Linked DNA regions of Mus musculus: region 1 is linked to region 2. A link is a loop called in an ENCODE intact Hi-C map of the cell type or tissue named here. Cell type or tissue: left cerebral cortex. All regions are shown on one strand. Links, peaks and the distances in the headings refer to the core of each region. The heading gives the core; the rest is flanking DNA.

Evidence for each region. A loop is a pair of places that touch in the nucleus more often than their neighbours do. Peaks named below come from ENCODE experiments on the same cell type or tissue, not always from the same donor. Only the 100,000 strongest peaks of a DNase experiment are listed, where the experiment ranks them.
Region 1: a loop joins it to region 2, with 6 times the contacts of the local background. A loop is called at or near these places in 8 of 42 quality-filtered maps.

The regions. Positions count from the first base shown.
Region 1 is chr1:151,339,891-151,350,482 of GRCm38, reverse strand. It overlaps Ivns1abp (influenza virus NS1A binding protein), which reads right to left and starts at 5,985. Exons shown (of 15, transcript NM_054102.2): 1 at 5,728-5,985; 2 at 880-1,107. It also overlaps the pseudogene Gm10138. In left cerebral cortex, for the core only: a CTCF peak has its summit at 6,758; DNase peaks (open chromatin) are centred at 5,179, 5,678, 6,048, 7,362 and 1 more place; H3K4me3 peaks cover 3,269 bases; H3K27ac peaks cover 3,161 bases.
Region 2 is chr1:151,246,663-151,257,254 of GRCm38, reverse strand. It overlaps Gm46162 (a long non-coding RNA gene), which reads left to right and starts at 5,931. Exons shown (of 2, transcript XR_001779479.2): 1 at 5,931-6,696. In left cerebral cortex, for the core only: no CTCF peak of the experiment used is centred there; DNase peaks (open chromatin) are centred at 5,623 and 6,224; H3K4me3 peaks cover 452 bases; H3K27ac peaks cover 538 bases.

The sequences.
Region 1 (10,592 bases), core at 3,709-7,708, 94 kb before region 2:
CCATCCGTTACTCTCAAAATTAAACCAATGTTCACTTGAGACATCTCATATAGCCCAGTCTGGCCTTCAATTCAGAACCCAGCTGAGACTGGCCCTGAACTCAATCCCCCTTCCTTATCAGAGGCACATACTCCCAGCCCTGGAAAACTAAAATTCTTTGTAAAGACACCATTTCCTATATACAACACTGGGAACAGAACCAAGGGCTTCAAATATGCTAGGTAAACACAACCACTGAGCTACATCTCCAGCCTATTGTTCTCAAAACAAGTTTTTAACTTAACTTATAAACCAGTAACTTATACTAAATGAGTAAGAGTAAGAGATTCAGTTTAAAGTAACTTAAAAGTCAGAATACACAAAAAGGAATACTAAAGGAGGAAAGAAAAAAATCAAATTTTAATTAAAAAATTTTTAAAAATGATAAAGATGCTTGTTAGGTGCCTGCAAGATGGGCACTAAACAGGTCGTGTACTTACCACCTTGCCTGAGGACTTGAGTTCAAGACCCAAGGACCCACAAGGAAAAAGGAAAGACCGCCCCTTCCCCCACCCCACACACTGTTAAAAAGAAAGTTTTCATAGCCAAATGGTTAGGATCTCTCTGACCATTTAAACATTGAGATAGAGTCTATACTCAGTACAGTTTTCAGAAAACCCGTGTCTTTAAAAAAATGGTATTTATTATTAAGTTGGGGAAGCATGCCCCAGCCCTAGGGTGTGTGGAAGTCAGAGGCAACTTTGTTTAATTCTTCCTTCTACCAGTGTTCCCAAGGATCAAATGTGCGTTGCCAGGCTTCTGCAGAAAAGTGCCTCTTCTCACTGAGCCAGCTCACACCCCAAACAAAGTTACTGCTAAATATGCAGAATATTCACTTACCAACAATTACTGAAGAGAAATGTGTCACTGAGAACGCAAATGATCCAAAGACAAAGAAGGAGTGTTGAAACAAAGCACTTCGTTACAGTGTGAAGAAAGGTGGCTGACTGAAGGGAGATGTCTTAGGCTTTAATGGTGGTTCCAAAACTAGCAGGCTTGAAAATGATGTAATCAAGTCCTTAAAAGCTATAGACATGAATTTCTTCTGTGATAATCATGCATCATAATCTGTAAAAATAGCATATCTAAGTTAGATATTTGGAAGAATCAGTCTGCCATTCATGTAGGTAGAATAGGTCATATAAAATAAGTTATTCTTTGAGGTAAAAGGCAAAAAATATTCACATTACATTAAGAAAACAAACTATTAACAACTCCTTTTTATTTAACATACAAGTACTCAGTGATTTCTTTAAAAAAATCCTTTCTTATTATTAAAGAAGGATATACTAGCCTAGGAAGTAAAGGACAAATATAAATATTAACTGTAAAAGTATTTACTATTAGATTCCAGCTACCATGAAAACACCCGATGTTTGCTCTAGGAGCCAGGAAAGCACCTTTGGGCACTCCTCCCAGACACATATATGCTATAAGCCAGATACCCCACTGCCCAAGGTGTGCTTGGCATTTAACCCTGCCCTTGTTTCATGCTGCCTTTCTAGCTGGAAAATCCTTAAGGCGACTCCTGACAGGTGAACTCCTTTAGCTGTGGAGCCTTCGCCAGTTCCCCGGGCCCCACACTCAGAACCTCTCTGAAGTCACGCACAATTGTCCAGAACTGCTGTTCTGTGCTCAGCTTCCAGGCCGATCCTCTGCCTTGGTCATTTTAAAGGGCAGCCTGTGTTGCATGACCATCTTAAAAACAAAAACTGTATCAACTCTATTACACTGCTATGATGTTGATTTCTTCTGCTTTATAATTTCTTATCTTTTCTTACAAAACTAGTTTTAACAAAACAAATGTTCTCTGAAAACAGGTAATCCCATACCATGTACATACAGAGACCATACTGGAGATTTATAAACATTCTAAACTTGAGTTCTGCCTGTACATGTCTGTTTATCATGTATGCAGTGCCCTCGGAGGCCAAAAGGAGGCAATGAATATGCTGGAATTGGAGTTACAGTGTGACCAGCTACATGATGCTAAAAATTGAAACCTGGGGCTGGTGAGATGGCTCAGTGGGTTAGAGCACCCGACTGTTCTTCCGAAGGTCCAGAGTTCAAATCCCAGCAACCACATGGTGGCTCACAACCATCTGTAACAAGATCTGACGCCCTCTTCTGGAGTGTGTGAAGACACCTACAGCGTACTTACATATAATAAATAAATAAATCTTAAAAAAAAAATTGAAACCTGGTCCTTTAGAAGGTGAAATATTTATTATTTTGATAGCTTGGATGCTCTAACTTAGATTTATTGGGGTAGGAGTAAAATTACTATAGTCTTTAAGAGAAAAACTTTGTAGAGACTGTTTGGGGTAATTCTGGCATATGCACTTGTACAATATGTACACTACAATACTGCTTTCAATTTTGAGAAATAAGGTCTTTTTATTTAATATCTGACTTTCTGCTTACTACAATTTTAACATATGAAATGGGCACACAAGCCAATATCCCTAGCACTTAGGAGTGAGATGGGAAGATTAAGAGTTCAAAGCCCACTTGAGTTACATAGTAAGTTTCAAGGCTGACTGAGGCTACATGAGACTGTCTAGCAAAGATTTTAATATGAATTTCGCCTTTATCAGTAATACCTACCCATTGTTACAACTCTAAAAAGCTAGCCAAGTCCAAATGACCTTTAAATTAATACAAACTTGTTTTTAAAAGTTCATGTTTACTTTCATTAAGATAAGCTTGGGTATATCAGATGCCTTCTGGACAAAATAGCCACACTACATAAAATTTTTTTAAAAACTTAAAGTATTCTCAAATTTCATGTTTCTTATTTCATATATAAAACTTATGCACAGTAACTAATGATATTTTAAAATGGGGGAAATTTTATCTTTCAAAAGCCAGACCAAGGCTCAAACATCCCTAAGTCATATAAGAATATAAAATGTACTTTTTGTATTTAAAATACTGTTTGAGCCAATCCATTTTTAACACTGAAACTGGTGTGAAAATGAATATATACTGCTAAAGACATTTCAGTTCCTTAGTGTGGTTGGTAGAAGAAATGGAAGACAGGGGACTTACTATTTGGTATTCAAGAGTTACTATAGCCCAGAAGATTAGCCTAAGTGAAATATAATCCAGCGGGTCTTACAGAGCTGTGAGAACAGCGTATCATTTCCCACCCTCTGCTAAGCAAAAGGAAACATCACATTTTCAAACATTGCTAAGGTAAACCACAAATATTTAAGTTTCAAGGTAATTTTTTCCAAAGAAGTCAATCACTTAGTAATTTAAGAATTCCCTCCCCAGTGTTGGACTAAACCCAGGGGCTCAAGCATATCAAGCAAACACTTAACCACAAGCTACAGACACTTGTGATTCTAAACATGGCAGACACATACTGGAATAAAAAAACTTAGAACAAAATGGAGTTAGCTCAGTTTCTGCAGCCTTAGATACCGTAGAGGCGGATAAAGCAGAGAAACCGGCTCAGGCAAAGAGGAAGATAAGACATGGCAGCACAGAGTCCAGAAACTGTGGCTGTTTTGGTTTCAATAGAAGGTAGACTGCAGGATGCACATGGTACACGGTGAAGCGGAAATTACCAACTTATTTTAAGGTTTAAACAATGCTAAGTATGGAGACCAGATGAAGGTTTGACAAAAGGGTGTTAGAGAAGGTGTGGTGGGGGCATGCCTGGAAAGAACATGGAGACATTTAATGAAGATTAGACACACCCATGCTGACTTGGTCTTCAACTAAGGCGCTGAGTGAGGGCTGAAGGCATCTTAACATGGGCGCACCACTATCAACATGCCACTTTTAGAATAAGAAAGAAAAAAGAAGCAAGACTGGGATGTTCTAATGCTGAGGTACTTTTGGATATCCAGGCTGACATCAGAAGTGTAAAGAGTACTGTTACAGGGCTAGAAACATTAACACAGTGGTAACTGAACCAGAAATCACTCCAATAATACTTTTAACACCAACAGAAGGTAGGAATATGCTCAACCTTCAAAAATTCCTACCTGCAGCATCTGACTATACCATCAAACTGCTAAAAAGCTAGAAAACAAAAACAAACAAACAAAAACCCAACCAAACAAACGAACAAAAACAACAAAAAACCCTCTGGGGTAAGTCACATTAATATCACTGGCCAAGACAGTCAAGAAACTTTTTTGAAAAACTAAATTTATATGGCACTTAAAACATCCAAACAAGAAATGCAAAAACAAGGTCAACCTCCCACCAATAACTAAAATAAAGCGTGAAATGCTGTCTTTGGAAAAGACAAAGTTAGAAGGCAACTATAAATTAAGACAAAGGCTACAGAAATGGGAATCTATTAATTAACTCAAGATTTCACTAATTAGGAAATCAAAAGAAAGCCACCCCAGGCCTCCCTGCAAGGAAGCCACCAAAGTGTGGGTTTGATATAATGCCTGCTAGGTGGCATTACAGCATATTGGTTTCAATCCAGTTCTACCCAGTCAATGTTTACATCCAGGCTTACAAATAAGTCCTTTAACATTTTAAAGATATTAAAGACTTAGCAGGATTCAACCTGAAACTATTTTCTTAGTTATTTTTTTCCTAAGTCAACCACTGGTGTTAAAATTAAAGAAAATATGGCTAAGGTGATTTAGTCCGTGCGGCTTGTGTGCTCTTACTTCCAGAGCTATGGTGTATTGCCAAAACAGGAGACCACAACAAAACTCCTAAGAACTTGATATCTGGGTGTTCTAACCTCCACTACTGACAGACATTAAACAAAACGTTGCCTTTTAGGCCGTCCGACTTCTTTTTGATCGAAATGTTTGCTCTCCGGAATCATTTATCTGCAACTTATTGAGGGAAAGGCGGAAATATTTCTCAAATTTGTGTGTGTGTGTGTACAGATTTCCTTACGTTAATCTCCACTCTGACACTCCCCGGTGTCTTATCAACGAGGTCCTTTACCCAAAAATAGAAAAAAAAAAAAAAAGGTGATCGGACGAAAAGCCTGCTCTCCACCTATTTCTTTCAGAGAACATGGAGCCTGTGCCCCGGCGCGCCGGGGACCCCGCGCTGCAAGGCCTGGGGCGCGCTCTCGGCGGGTACAGCGAGGCACCCGCACACCCCCGGCCGCGATTGGCCGCGATTGGCCGGCGGCGCAGTCACTCAGAGCTGACACGTCAGGGCAGCCGCTCCCTCGCTCCTCCCGCCTCCTTTTCCCCGCGCTTGGCAAGAAAAGCGGGCAACGTGGAGCTCGAACAAAGGACCCCGTGGTCCACGGCGACCAGGGACTCCGTGCCACCCCACGCCTAACCCCTGGAACCGATGCGCTCTGAGGGCGGCTCTGTGTCCCCACGCGCCGGCCGCGGGGAGTCTTAGCCCGGAGAGCCCCAAACCGCAGCCGGCACCTCGCTCCTGACAGCGGGAAACGATGTCTACAGTCCTCGGTGGCCGCCGCTCTCATCCGGCGGGTCATCCCTCCTAGTCCTCCGCCGGGCCAGGTCCCGGGGACCCTCCGTCACCCAGCGCGGAAGCCTGACGATCCCCGCCCCGGCGGAGGAAGGTCCGGGACCACCGCGCTCTTCCCCCGCCAGCCGGCAACCGAGCCGAATGCGGAGCCCCGCGATGCCCGTGTCTCCCGGGACAGCGGGACGCTCCGCACCACCACCATCTTCCCACCCCGCCCTCTCCCTCCCGCGGCGCCCGCGTACAGCGCGTTACCTGGGTCATCTCTGAAGAGATGGCGAAATTCATCTCCAGAGCTTCGACGGGCTGCAGGCGGAAGGCGCTGGAAGGGGCTCGGGGCGACCGGGCGGGAGGCTGCGGGCTGAGGAAGACCAGTGGGTACTCGCGGGAACTCGCTCGCCGCCACGACGCGCCCAGCACCTCCGAGCGACTGACCGACCTCCACGCGCGTCCCGAACACACTGCCACCGCCGCCGCCGCCGCGCGCGCTCGCGCCGCACTCCCTCGCACGTCACCACGTGCGCTGCCGCCAACGCCTCCCGGCCGCTTCCGGCTCTGATGCCTGAGCGAATCACAGGCGAGCTCCCGGGAAGATCCCGCTCTGAGGCTCCGCCCCCGGACAGGGCCCCGCCCACCTCATAGCTCTTTTCCTCAACCGCCCCCTCCTTCCTTCTCGGCTCAACTAGGTCAGCGCAAGGTGATCCGGGAGAGCGGGGCGGCGGGGACCGCTCCTCCTGTTACTTATCGAGCGCGCGCTCCCTCCCGAGCCTCACACCCTCGCTTCGCCCTTTTTTTTCCACTGTCCAGGAACTGGTTCCCTCCTTCCTCTTCCACCTGCCCTACCTTCTCCAGAGATCCGACGTGGCGATTAGAGTTCTCAGCGTCACACTGACTTCTAGGCAACTAGCCTAGACTGGAGCTGCGTGTTGTGGGAACCCCGCGGCAGTAGTTGAGCATCAGGCTCTTACCTTGGAGGTGGAGGGGTGAGAAGAATGGAGGAAGAAGGGATAAGTCAGAGGAGGGCCTGAACAACTAGCCCCTCTATTGGCCTGCTTTGGGTGAGCATTCAGTGAGTGTGTTTAAAAAAAAAAAAAAAAAAAAAAAAGGTGAAAGAGATATTATCGGTGTGCCATAAAATGCGTGTTCACTTCTACTTTTTGTCCCCCTCTGGTATCAGTTCCTGATGTCTCGACTTCTTTGGACAAAGAAAAGTAGCTTGGGGAATTGTTAGTCCCTATCTCTACCCCCTGGGGCCTTTTAACCCAGGAGCCAAGCCCAGTCATCCACCCACCTTGCCCCTAGGAGGCAGGCAGTTGTTTAGGTCAAATGTGATTTAAGCTGGGCTCCACTTCTTCATATGACTCTGAAGCACATGCTGGGAAGTTTCCTTGATTGAAGATGAGGGGATTTGGTGAGATTATATCCAAAGGTCTATAAAGTATACACATAATCGAGTTAGGTAAAGGTTTCCAGATTAATGCTTATACTGGTTTATAGAGGGCGCTTACACAGTCTAGACCTGACTTTGATCATCCCGCTTAATTTGTAGCCATTTCTTGGAGCTCTTTGACAATGCTTCCTACCCTTCTTTAATGTGTTAGCGGGTAGGAAATAGAAATTGGGAGGGGGGTCTTCATTACTTTTAAAAAATAAGATCTTGTGGCCAGGAGACGTTTCTTTTTTGTTGTTGTTTCACAAAAGGAGGAAGTAGAAACTGAGCTGTCAGCTAGTATGATTATGTGTCTTAGAGAAACTGGCATTTGCCGTCCAGCTTTTCTCTTTGATAGCACATTACTTTTGTTGCAAATGACACTATTAGGGACCTGGATTACTGAGCTCCTTCTGGCAGTGAGAGAATATGAACTGCCCACTTGGGACAGGCACATGACTGGCCTGCCGGACACATGGTCCTACTTGCTGTACACTAAATAGCGTCTTTGTAATCTGGAACAGTCAACACTCTCTTAAAGCGACAGTGTGATCGGAGTCAGTGCATTTTGGCCTTCAGTATTTCCTGCTCTATGAATCCTGGCATAATTTTACATAGTATCTGTCTTTCAGGCATCTCAGTATGTATAATAGCCACTGACACTTGGAAGTGAGCCATAAATGATTATTTGCATTCTTTGTAATAGTAACAAAGGACATAATGTTGATCTCGGGGCGGAGAACATAGTTTAGCAGTAGAGTGCTTGCCTAAAGCACCAGGGTGCTTGGGTTTCATCTCTAACACTGTAAACACACAAACACATTATATACACAGATTTTCTAAGACTGATCATTATTAATTTATTTGGGTGTATGTTTTATGTCAGATAAGTTGGGAATTGGTGACAATAATCACCTTTGTTGTTTCTCTTTGATCATGCTTCAGATATTGTCCCATACTGAATTCTGGCCAATGATTTGTTTATTCTCAATGTACTTAATTCCTAGGGCTAGTGTAACAAATTATCACAGACTGTTTTAAGAGAAAGATGTCTGTGTCCAGTTATAGGAAGTTAAGTCTGAGATAAAGGGACTAGTCAGAGGTTCTTTCTCTAAGACTAGGGAAGGATCTGCCCCAGGCCATGCAGCCATGCAGGCCGTGCAGGCCATGCTTCTGTGGCTGCACTCCAGCTACTAGACTTCAGCAGCTTAATTCCAATACGTTGTGTGTGGATGTGCATGTGTGTGTGTGTGTGTGTGTGGGCGGGGGGGGGGGGGTCTTATGTAGCCCAGTCTGAATATGAACTTATTATCATCCTGTCTCAGCCTTCCAAGTACTAGAAATACATACAGGGCATGGACTCTAATATGTATTTGATATTCCTGTCATCCAATTTTTTATTTTTTAAGAGGTTATCAGTCATACTGGTGTAAGCACCACTGAATCCCAGTATGGCTTATTTTAGCTAAATCTGAAGCTACTATGTTCCCAAATAGTGCCATGTTTGGAGGCACTGAGAGTTAAAATTTTAACCTGAGTTAGAAGGGAGATCTTTCTTAGCAGGCATACAAGTCTCTAGGCTTTACTGGGGACAGGTATTCTTCAAAGGAAGGGACTTACTTTGTCCCTGGGGACCTTTGGCAATGTGTGAAAACAGTTGGGAGATAAGTCCTAATTGCTGTTAGTCAAGGGCATGGATTGCTACCAAACCCTCCATGCACAGTGTGTCTCGGTATGTTCAGAACAGAAGGAGCCCCTCTCTCTGCAGAGACTAATACTATGATTAGAAGCCCTGCCCTACGGCCAATGACTTTCAATCTCTGGGAAAGGGCCCTAAAACATTTGGCAAGGATCCTAGCAACTTCTCCCCACAGTAAAGTTAAAAACTCCTGCAGATCCCTTCTTATGGCTGGCTCTAAGAAAATGAACCAGCTTCGTTTCTCTTCTAACTCTCCACCTCTCTTAGTAGGCATGCTAGTCATGGCAGATTGATTTCGTTAAACATTACCCACTTAGCAACTCTGATACTCAAGAAACTTAGTCAACATTAACCGTAAGGTCAGACGTTTGTTTACATCTTAAAACGTCTGTGCCATGTGACATTATTCTGATCAATTGCTGACATTTTCTGTCTGTCTGTCCTATGCCTAATGAAAGCTGTTGCCAGTCCAGCCTGGCAGAGACTCCTCCAATCCAATTTTCTCTCGTATTCCCAGTGACAGGCTTCACTGTTTCTTATTTTTCCTTCCTTGAAGTTAATGTTTCAATTTCTTCTGTTACTTTTTCTTCTTCCCTTTGGCCCTTGAAGGTATTTTCAGGACACAGTGAAATCTTAAGAGCAAGAACTACAAAACAGTGGTATATATTTAAAAAAAAAAAAAGGCACAAGAAGCCTAGGGGAAAGTGCCCCAGCTTCCATGCACCCATTAAAGTAGGTCACTGGAAATTGTTATGATTTGTAATGCATAAAAATCGAGAGCTTGGGGCCTTTCTAAAATAGCATTTCTTTTATATGCATTCTCTGATATAAAGATTCCACTTTCCTAGCAAGATCTCCATTTTCACCAGAATGAAGCAAACCATTTCATTTACTTATTTGTAAATCTGATGATCAGAAAATTCTTTAAGTATATATCTGAATATTTTAGTGTGAGATTATCTTTACTGGTTACTACCGTATCCAAGGAGACAGACTTACTAACAGCCTTATAGTAGTTTTCTGAAGTCATTACTGCTGACGTGTTTGAAATCTACTCAAGTCTCCTCAAGTCCCCTACTCTATGAGGATGCCCTGAGAGTCCCCTTCCTTTTCAACAGTTTCCAAGGAGTTAAGAATTAAGGAGTCCCAGCTAGGACTGGGATAGAGCTCAGTTGAGAGAGTACCCTGCCTTGCTTATCCAGCTCTGGGTTTAGGAGGTCGGAGAGGATTGTGAGCCCAAGGTCATTCTTGGCTACATAGTAAGTTCCAGGCTGTCCCTGGAATACATACTCTGTCTCTAAAAATAACACAAAATCAAACCTTTTAGCGTTCTCTCAGTGGTAGAACCTTCAGACCTTCTGATTGTTTGACACATGGCCACAGTTGTTATGCTCTGCCCTGCAACTCTGGGCTTTCTATAGCAAAAACCCAAAAACAACAAACCCCAACTATCATTTTTCTGCTTTTTGTTTGTTTGATGAAGGGTCCCGTGTAGCCCAGGCTGGCCTCAAACTTGCTATATAGCTGAGGACAACCTTGAAGTCTGTATCTTCCAGCCTTCACTCTCCATGTGCTGAGATTACAGGCATGTACCCCGCCATGCCCAACATGAAAAAAGTTCTTTGTTTACTCAGTTTGATTCTTGAAAATAAGAAAGACATAGCCTTCGTACTGAGATTTAATGTCACGGCTCAAGGATAAAAACAAAAATCACGTTAACATGCAGCATGATTTTCATGGCTCAGTCCAGAGAGACCTTTGATTGTGGTCTCATTTAAAACTCAATGAATGAAAGCTACACAATACAGTTCAGTTACAGCCACCAGGCAGCTGTTGCTAATACAAACTGACCACTCAGCAAGGAAAGGTTTGCAGAAGGAAACAGCAGAAAGGGCAGAGCTGCTGGGCTGTAACATTCTTCTTCTTCCTCCCAGCCCGTTTCCTGTTATCTGAAGTCAACTAAGAGAAGAAGGTGGAAAATGCGCAGCATTG
Region 2 (10,592 bases), core at 4,178-8,177:
GCACGTTAAAAAAAAAAAAGCTACTTTGCTGAGTTACTTTAAGACAAACACCCAAGGCCTCAGTTTAAGTCCATGTGTAAATGAGTACTGGACCCCTCTATGGACAGCGCTGGGTGGGCACTGCTGTCGTGTTCTTTGGCTGGCTATGAAGCAGAGCATTTTAGTCAGACCATTTATGTTGACCATTAACACAAACAAATACTGCCTTTATGGCTCTTTGTAGCAATTATTAAAAGCCAGTAAAGATGGGCATTTATTTAATGAAAAGGGATCTGATATTACTGAATTGTTTTTGAAATACACTTCAAATATTTCCTTACTCTTTTTTGTCTTTTAATATTTTCTCCCCCCTTTTCTTTCTTCCTACTGCTCTCTTTCTTTGCCTCTCTCTTTGTTTCTCTCTTTTTGAGACAGGTTTTCTCTGTATAGCCCTGGCTGTCCTGGAACTCCCTGTGTAGAACAGGCTGGCCTTGACTCACAGAGATCTACTAGCCTCTGCTTCCTGAGTGCTGAAATTAAAGGCATGTGCCACTCTTTCCAAAGCCTTTCTTTAGTTTTTATTTATGCCTTTGGCTTGCAAAATTCTGCTTTACATTAAAAACCAAAAAGATGAACAATTGATTGAGGTACAGAAAGGGAGACGGTTGTGAACGAGGACTCCTTGTCATCTTTCTCTCTCTCTGCGCAATTTGTATTCCTGAAATGCTCAGGCTGTGGTCTTTCCCACATTGTTGATGGATGCTTCAGGATAGTGGTTCAAGTTAGCTTTTCCAGGAGCAAATACTGAGTTGGAGAGAAAAGTGAAACCGAATGGAGAGCTCTGGGCTACTGTGCCAGTCAGATAGCTGTTAGAAGTCGGTCCTGAGTTAAACCTATAAGGAGCTGATGGTAGCACAGTGGACGAGAGGGTTTGCTTACTATGGAAGCCTGGCTGAGTCTAATGCCCTGAAGCTGCATAAAAAGACAGGCATAATGCGCTGCATCTGTGATGCCTTGGTGAGAAGGGAGTCAGAGAGAGAAGAATCTTCCAGAAGCTCAAGGACCAGACAGCAGGACAAAGCAGGGCAGAAACAAGAGAGGCCCTGCTTTCAACACAAAACAAAATGAAGCAAACAAAGGTGGAAGAAGAGAATTGGCTCAGAAAAAGATAGTCCCTGACTTCTAGTCCAGCACCGGGGCAAGTGCCTCCGTATATAACAATAGCGCAAATAAAAACAAAAACCAGGGCTGGTGAGATGGCTCAGCGGGTAAGAGCACTGACTGCTCTTCCAAAGATCCTGAGTTCAAATCCCAGCAACCTCATGGTGGCTCACAACCATCTGCAATGAGATCCGATGCCCTCTTCTGGTGTGTCTGAAGACAGCTACAGTATACCTACATATAACAATAAATCTTAAAAAAACAAACAAACAGTAAGCAAATATCCAGTCTTCTAAATGCAGATGGAAGTTTTGGGAATTTTTCAATCCCTGCTTTTCTCCAACTCCTCTGGAGCATTCTCTCTCCCCAAACTCAGATGCTCTGCCACCTGGTTGGCATGCAGTCTGACCTGCCTGAGCTCAGTTACACCCCATTTCTTCTTCCCTTTAGCAGTGCAAGTGTCAGGTGACCGGGTTTTCAATTCCACTCTGCATGCTTCTTGAAGGTCTCTGCCATAATCTCTAATGTACACAGCTTAATGCCAAATGCCTGGGGCAGTGTCAAGCCCTGCACCTCTCTCTGGTTCTTCCTGTTCAGCCTTTTGAAATCCCTACAGAACGTCCGTCCGTTTCTGCTGGTTCCAATGTCTTGGCTGCTTTGATGAAGACCTCACTGGAGGAGTTGTGTTTCGCACACTGCAACTTTATGTGTGGTGAGATGAGGGTGTAAGCCTGGGGTGGAGTCTTTTCTCTGACCATCTCAAAGGTCCCTTGGGTGATCTCGGATGTGCTCTTCCAAGTCCTGTGGGAAGAATGTACTGCTAAAAAGTAGAACCAAGCTGGGCGTGGTGGCACATGCCTTTAATTCCAGCACTCGGGAGGCAGAGGCAGGTGGATTTCTGAGTTCGAGGCCAGCCTGGTCTACAAAGTGCGTTCCATGACAGTCACGGCTATACAGAGAAACCATGTCTCAAAAAAGCCAAACCAAACCAAAACAAAAACAAAAACAAAACAAAACAAAACCCAAAAACAAACAAAGTAGAACCATCCTTAAGTACATAAAACCTTAACAGGAAGATGGTTGAACAATACAAGTCACTAGAAGAATGAACAGAGGACTCTAGTTAGTGTCACACTGTCAATTCAGTGGTCTATCCCACTCCTCTTTTTGCTGGCTTTCAAATATCTCCGATCCCTTGGCGAGAACTTCCTCCTCTCACACCCAGACCTGGTTGATTCTTTCTGTCCATTCGAATTCTCTCTCTTCTTTTCTTCCGTCATTTCATGGTGCTGGGAACTGAGCCTAGGGCTTTGTACATGACAAAGAAATGCTCGCCACCAGTGGCGTCCTCAGCCCTGGAAGTGCATTCTAGTTTTGGATGCAATACACACACAGTAGCAAGGTCAAGGGTACTATAAAGTTAGGACTGTAATCCAGGCTTCAAGCTTTTAAGATATCTCTGGGGCAATGACTTCAAGGCTGTTTTGGTTTGTGTTTTGATTTGGGGGCATTTTTATTTTGGCTTGTTGGCAATCTACTCTCTGCGCTGCTCTCTAGTACCCCGACTGTGGGTGGCTTCAGGAACTTACTGGAGGGAGAGGTGAGCCCGGGAGAGAGGCATTGGTATGCTGTGTTGCATGTAGCATGGGAATGCACAGCGAGGCTTTGATGGATCCAGGAGCAGCAGGGCTGGTCCCTGGGAGACAGAGATGATGCCAGGCTTCTTCTGGCCTTTCGTGCTCATACTTTCTTGCCCCATCCTTGCCGGTCTAGGCACTCCAGGCTCCCCCTCCCCAAAACCTGCAGTGGCCAGGAAACCCTCAGCAGTTGCCCATCCAAGGTGTGGCCAGCCTGGTTTCCACTTGGCAGAACTGCTCTGTTCCAGATGGAGAGAGTACAGGAACTTTGTCTCCATGTTGCAAATGTTTTCAGAATCAGTCTTAATATCTGAAAAGTTAGAAGTCAGCGAACTGACAGGCTACCAAGGAGTACCCAGATCTCTGACCATGCACTGTTTGCAAAGCTTTTGCGAGCTCCCTCCAGAACTAACTTCTCAGTCTCTCGCATCACCATATTCTATATGATTATTCAAAACCTCAGCATATTTTGTTAAGCTCAGTGTTCACTGGTCTTTTTTTTTTTTAATTTATTTTGAGTAGGGCCTTTTCCTTATTCACTTTTGTTATTTTTTACTTGAGAAAAAATTATCTAGCCGGATGTGGTGGCGCACGCCTTTAGTCCCAGCACTCCGGAGGCAGAGGTAGGCAGATTTCTGAGTTCGAGGCCAGCCTGGTCTACAAAGTGAGTTCCAGGACAGCCAGGGCTATACAGAGAAATCCTGTCTCAAAAGACAAAAACAAAAAAAAACCAAGCAAACAAAAAAATTATCTAAATCCATTCATACTAAGATGCGAGGAGCTGATATTTGCTTGAGATACCTCTGTTTTCTTAGACAATCTAAACACATAGCTACAGGAGGAGGGAGTCCAAGGAATGACAGCTTCTAATTAAAGAAACGCTCATGCCGTGGTATGAAATAGCAACTGCAGATCAGGTCCAACAGGGCACGTGACACCATATAAACCACATAAGGACACTTCACTTTCCCCACAAAAAGATCCTTTTTTTTTTCATTTATTGAAATGTTTATTTTTTTTTGTAAAATATATTCTGATTATAATTTCCCCTCCTCCTACTCCTCTCAGTTTCCCCACGAACCCCCTCCCATCCAGAGCAACACACTTCCTTTCTCTCTCCTTAGGGGAAAAACCCCAAACGAGCAGGGCTCTAAGAAATAATAGTAAAATAAAATACAGCAAGTTACATAAAAAACAAACAAATCAGAATATAGCAAAACAATCAAGCAAGAAAAAGAGCCAAAGTAAAAGCTCAAGAAATGCATATAAGTGTGCACGTGCACACACATACAAAGACACATACAGAGAGACAAATACACATATACACAAAGACACATGCATATACACACACAGAGACACAGACACACATACATGCACAAAGACGTGCATACACACAGACACACACAGACACACACACACACTAAAAAGTTCCAACCAGGAAGCAAAGGACCTATAAAGTTAAAAAAAAAAAAGCCCTAACTTAACATTATGAGTTTAAAAAAAGCCCTAAAGGTGCCTGTAGCCTGCCCTTAAGAGTGGTTTGTTTCCTCAGTGAGACTTCCTTGGAAAAAACAAATTTTTCATTTGCAAGTGGCTATTAATCAGAGATAGCTTCTGGGTTAGGGTGAGGAGCGTGTCTACTTGCGCTCTCAGCAATAGAGCTCCACCTGGCACAAACCTGTGCATTCCCCGTGCACGCTGCCGCAGTCTCTGTGAGTTTGTTTCTGCACTGGCCTTATTGGGCCTAGTAGGCCTTGGTTCTGTGGTGTCCTCCATTCTCTCTGGCTCTTGCATTCTTTCTGTCTCCTCCTCTGCAGAGTTGCTGGGGTCCCGGGAAAAGGGATTAGATGAAGGGGTCTGTTCTGGAGCAGAGTGTTCCCTGCTCTCTCACTCTCTGCCTAATGTCTGGCAGAGACATTATGGGTCTCTGTATTTGTTCCCGTCTGCTGAGGAGGAAGCCCCTTTGATGATGGCTGAGCAAAGCCCTGATCTGTGAGTAGAGCAGAGTCTATGAGTTGTTAGGAAGCACGGCTTTTCTATATTCATTTAGCAGGACAGCAATGTTTGCTTTTACCTTCAGTCTCACGTTATTCACCACCCTGGAGAAGAAAGACGCTGTTGCTGTCTCTTTGAGTCATTGCACAATGACTTGCATTATGGAATTCTATGGCTCTTTAAAATGTGAAGTGTTGTCCCTCCTATGAGAGGGACTGTTGGGAGCCGACTCCTAACGGAAAGCGGCTATCATCTCTGCAGCCATCTCGGGCTATTTACTTACAGGTGGTACTTTTCCACCCTGACGAGAGACTTGTCTTCCTAGCATGATGTTTTAGCGAAAAGCCCACCACAGCTGAACACACTGATAACATCTTGGTTTTCCCCTCTGCATCCAGGACCTGTGGTTAAGTGTCTCCAGCTGCACTCCCCAGCGAGTGCATATATACCCATAGTTGCCTGCTAATAAACGAGACTTGATCTTTGATCACCTGTTTTGTTTCTATTCTTCGTGTCTCTTACCCCTCAGCCCCCATGCTCTCTTGCAGACCCTGTTGACTGACCCACGGACTGGGTCAAGGGACCTGAGCCTAAATTGACACAGCTTGTTCTCTCTGTGAGTGACTCTTAAAATTTTAACGGGCATTGTACTGGTTAGTTTTTGCTAACTTGGTACAAGCTAGAGCTTTCTGGGAGAAGAGAAACAGCTGAGAAAATGTCTCCACTATACCGGCCTGTAGGTAAGCTTGTGGGGGCGTTTTCTTGATTCGTGATTGGTGTCCTAGGCTCAAGCCAGTGCCACCCCTTGGCAGGTTGTCCAGGATTGTATAAGAAAGCAGGTTAAGAAAGCAGGCCTCGAGGAGCAAGCAGCACTCCTCTATGGCTTCCGCCTCAGTTCTTACCTTCAGGTTCCTGCCCTGACTTGCCTTCATTATGGACTGTAAGCTGTACAGTGAGATAAATCCTTTCCTCCGCAATTGCTTTTGGTCATGGTATTTACCACAACAATAGAAACCTAAATGATACAGACATTTGTGTTATTTTGTAAGTAACTGGGCTTTGAAAAGTCCTGAGCATCTCCGCATGGGGAAGACTCTGTGTGTGTGTGTGTGTGTGTGTGAGAGAGAGAGAGAGAGAGCGCGCGCAAGAGAGAGCTGGAGGAGAAGGAGGGGTCTCTGTGCCCTCAGAACCATGTTAGACAGGGCCCCCCTTCTGTGCTTTGAGGGAGGCTAACTTTGTGTAGGAGGCTGCCTTTTTCCATCCGGGAAAGCTTCCTGGGGAGTGATTTTTGGATCGCAGTTAACAAGTGTGTAGTGGGCACTCTGGGAAGGAAAGATGAACCGGCATGTGTTAGGGCTGTACTATGTTACAAACCTCCTCCAAACTTACTGGCTGAAAAGGACAGCCATCTGTTGGTCACTGTTCTTCGGTTTGGCAGTTCAGTCAGAGCTCAGAAGGATGGTTCGTGACTCATCTCTGGTCTGCAACTGTTTGCGGTTGCTGGCTGTCGGGTCACAGATGGCTTTGCTCCTGTCGCAGCTGTGCGAGGTTCTTTTCTTTCCACCGGGAGTGAAAGCAGAAGCAGCAGGGCTTCTAGGGTGGAGGGGTGGGGAGTCACGTGATGCTGCTTCTGCTATATCCCGTGATCCCATAACTCTCAAAGTCACCCCAGATCCAAGGAGGTGGGAAAATAGACGCCACCTACTTAAGGTAGGAGCTGTGAAGAATATATGGCCATATTGAACCCTCCATAGGGCAATTTCGATGAGTAAGGCAACTTCCGGGATGGAGCAAGGACGACTGAATTCGAGGAGTTTTAAGGAATCCTACTTCATTTAACAAGGACTCCTATATAAATGAGTAGCTTCAGAAGGAACCAACATGAGAGACCCGAACACTAAATACTTAGAACCAGGGCTTTAAGGTAAGAGTCAGCAAAAGCCGGGACCTGTCCCCTGTCCCCTGCCGCGAGGAGTTTGTTGGACTTCAGCTTCCTTAATGTTTTTAATTTAACAAATGTTTGTCTTGAGATCTTGAAAGAATCTGTTTCTTGAAACCGCATGTCTAGGCTAGACTTTACCAACAAACATTACAGTTTCTAGAAGTCAGCAGACAGAGGCTTAAGCAGCTGGCCTCAAGAGCTAGACAGAGCCTGGGTTCAAAGCCTGTCTTCACCATAAAAAGCCTACATTGATTAGCCACTGGAGCTGTCTGCAGTGGGTTTTCTTTCTTTCTTTTTTTTTTTTTTTTTTTTTTGCAGTGGGTTTTCTATTGGTCTAACATTGTTCTTACACAACAGGACGACCCCGAGGATCTAATTCACAGACAGGTTTATGGATTCACTGGTGGACTTACTGGAGGGGCTTACTTAACATAATTCTACGTTTTGAGGAGCCCCTCCCCAAATTACTATCATTTCTTTTAGATCATTATGTTTATCAAGTTATTAACATTTCTTGCTATGTAGTATAGGCTGACCTTGAGTTTGAAGTCCTTTTCCTCCTTCTACCAAATGCTGCTATTATAAGTGTGTACCATTATGCACTGCTTATGATAATTATTTTTACTCTTTTTAAAAAGTATTTCTAAATTTTTTATCTCTGTGTGTGTGTCTGTGTGTGTGTTCACATGTGTTCAGGTGCTTCAGAGTTCAGGAGAACCCAGAAGAAGGATGTGTGGAGGCACTGGTACAGGTGGTTAGGAATTGCCAGACTTGGGTGCTGGGAAACTGAACTTGGGTTTTCTCCACAGGCAGTACTTGCTCTTAACCATGGGGGCATCTCTCTAGCCTCACAGCTATTATTTTAAAAAGAATGTATTGTTTCAGTCTCATGTTTCAAGCTGGATATTTTGTTTCCATAGTACATCAGGTTTATAGACTTTTTATTTTCTGAACAGGGTTTTTCTGTGTAGCCCTGGCTATCCTGGCTCTGTACATCACACTCGCCATAAATTTGGAGATCTGCCTGCTTTTGCCTCCTGGATGCTGCCATTAAAGGCATGTACCCCTACCACTTGGCTTACAAACCTTTTAAAAATTACAATGATTACTGTATGTTAATTGTACAAATTAATGGGACTTCACCACAATGTTTCCATGCATGCATTCATTGTGACCTGATCCTGTTCCCCCCCATTTCCATGCTCTGTCCCCTTCCTCTTTCTACCTGCTTCCCCGAGCCTCTTTCCCTTCCCTAAAGGTCTTACATTTTCAGGTTCCTTAAAAAAAATGACCATCATAAACTGTTCTAATTTTTGAACAGTTTCCTACACACATATAATTTTAGTCATTTTACCCCTCTCCACCTCCTTTACTCTTCACTCACACCCTTCCCAATACCCCCCCCCCCCCCCATTTCTCAACAAGTCCTACAGTCATTTTGTGTCTGTGTGACACACGGAGTCACACATTTCATTAGGGCTGCTTGCATGAACGTGGATGGGCGCTACTTACTGGAGGAGGATGAGTAACTTACCAGCGGCTACACTACTGAAGAAAGAGGCTTCTTATTCCTCAGCAGCTACTAGCTGCCCATAGCATAGCTCTTCAGAGAATAAGTGTAGTGTCTCATGTACCTGTCCCCATTCAACGCAGGATGCTGAAAGGCCTGTCTCGTACAGGCAACGGCAGCTGCTATGTGTGAAATATCCATGCTATGTTCTAGAGACAGTGTCTCACATCGCTCCTCCTCACCCTCTGACTTTTATCTTCTTCCCATTCAGTCCACTGTAGTGTTTCCTGGCCCCTGGAAAGAGTGATCTAGATGTCCTGCTTAAGGGTAAGCATTTAGCTGTCACTCATTCTCAGGACCAGTTATGAGTCTCAGCATGAACTGCAAATAGAAGCTTCTGAGAACGTGGCCGAGATTACCATTACCCTATGGTTAGTATAACATAAACACCTGGGACGCATACTTTCAAGTCTTTCTTTAGTATCCCCTGTTGTGGTTTTTATGTGCACCACCCAGAAAGTGACACTATTAGAAGGTGTGGCCCTGTTGGAGTAGGTGTGTCACTGTGGGTGTGGGCTTTAAGGCCCCCATCCTAGCTTCCTGGAAGCCAGTATTCTGCTAGTAGCCTTCAGATGAAGATGTAGAACTCTCAGCTCCTCCGGCACCATGCCTGCCTGGATGCTGCCATGTTCCCACCTTGATGATAATGGACTGAACCTGTAAGCCAGCCCCAGTTAAATGTCCTGGTCATGGTGTCTGTTCACAGCAGTAAAACCCTAACTAAGACATCCCCCTTCGGACAATTATTTTAGTGGACAATTATAGAGCCAACCCCAAGTCTTGTTTATTCATCTGTGAGCAGAATAAAAACTCACACAGGCTAGGAATGCCTTCCGTCTTCCTTTCGTCCTTTACCTAGAGAAAGAGGGGTTTCTCAAGGCTGGCGGGTCTCACAGCTTTAGCAAATAATCCTCAAGTAAGGGAAGCTTTTTTTAACCACAAATGCATTTCAAACAGAGGTAATGAGTCCACACCAGTCTGGAACAACCAGCGCCTCCTAGATCCTGGTAATTGAAGCTCACTTGTATGGAGTCTGGATTGGGCTCATATTTTTTTCCTTTTCTTTTTGCATTGCCACAAATGAAAGTCTGCTGACCAGACAGATAGAAAACAGTTGTATGGTGGTCACTATAAGTATTCAGAGACTGTGCACTTGAGCCAAATGTAACCAGCACAGAGCATGGGGTTAGGTTCAGAAGGAAAATGCCGTGTGGCGATGGAAAGGATTAGTATAGCACTCACAGCCCAGGCAAAGAAGCAACATCTCTTGAAAAGTACTGAATGAGGTAGAATGTTATTTCCTGCCAATCAGCTAGGAACATTCCCAGCCCAGCCTAAGAAGACTCCCTGCAGAAAAACCAAGAAATACAGTTTTGATGGGACCACCTATACCTTAAGGCCTCTGGGAACTTTAACAAGGACCAATTCATGAGAACTGTTGCTATATGCCTGAACAAGAAACTAAGCATGAATTTCAAGTTACCCATCAAGTCTGCCGAAGGGACTGAGATACTTCGGCAACAGGGGTCAATGAAGATGGGATGTCAATAAGCAATCAGTAGGGATATTTTTTGAGAGGCGGTGAAAATGAGCTTTTGAGTTAGGCTTTTGCTGCAGGACAAAGCAGAAGTATAGCTCCCCTGCTTCTTTTTTAAGTCCTTTTTTTTTCTTTTCACGTGTCTTTGTCTGTGTGTGTATGCCACGTGTCTGCGGGTTCCTGCAAAAGCCATAAGAGGGTGTTCCATTCCCTGGAGCTGCAGTTGCAGGCGTGTGAGCTGTCCATTGTGGGTTCTGGAGATTAGAATTGGGCCTTCTGGATGGGCAGTGAGTGCTTTTTTTTTTTTTTAAGATTTATTTATTATATGTAAGTACACTGTAGCTGTCTTCAGACACTCCAGAAGAGGGCGTCAGATCTTGTTACAGATGGTTGTGAGCCACCATGTGGTTGCTGGGATTTGAACTTCAGACCTTTGGAAGAGCAGTCGGGTGCTCTTACCCACTGAGCCATCTCACCAGCCCGCAGTGAGTGCTTTTAACTGCTGGGTCATCTCTTTAGGGCCCCTCCCCAAGGATAATTTTAAATTAGAAGTACCAATTAATGCACACTCTTGACGCAAGACTTATTTTCAAGAGAATTTCATTAGCACAGGCTGATGTAGCTTTAGTCCTAGCCCTTCAAGAAGAAAAAGAAACAGAACCAGGATCCATGTTACTTTGGTTAGAATTTTCATGGCTTATCTCTATTTTGAATAGGAGGCAACCGAGTGCAGAGAGATTAACCTGCCCTCGTCACAACGGAGCTCGGGCC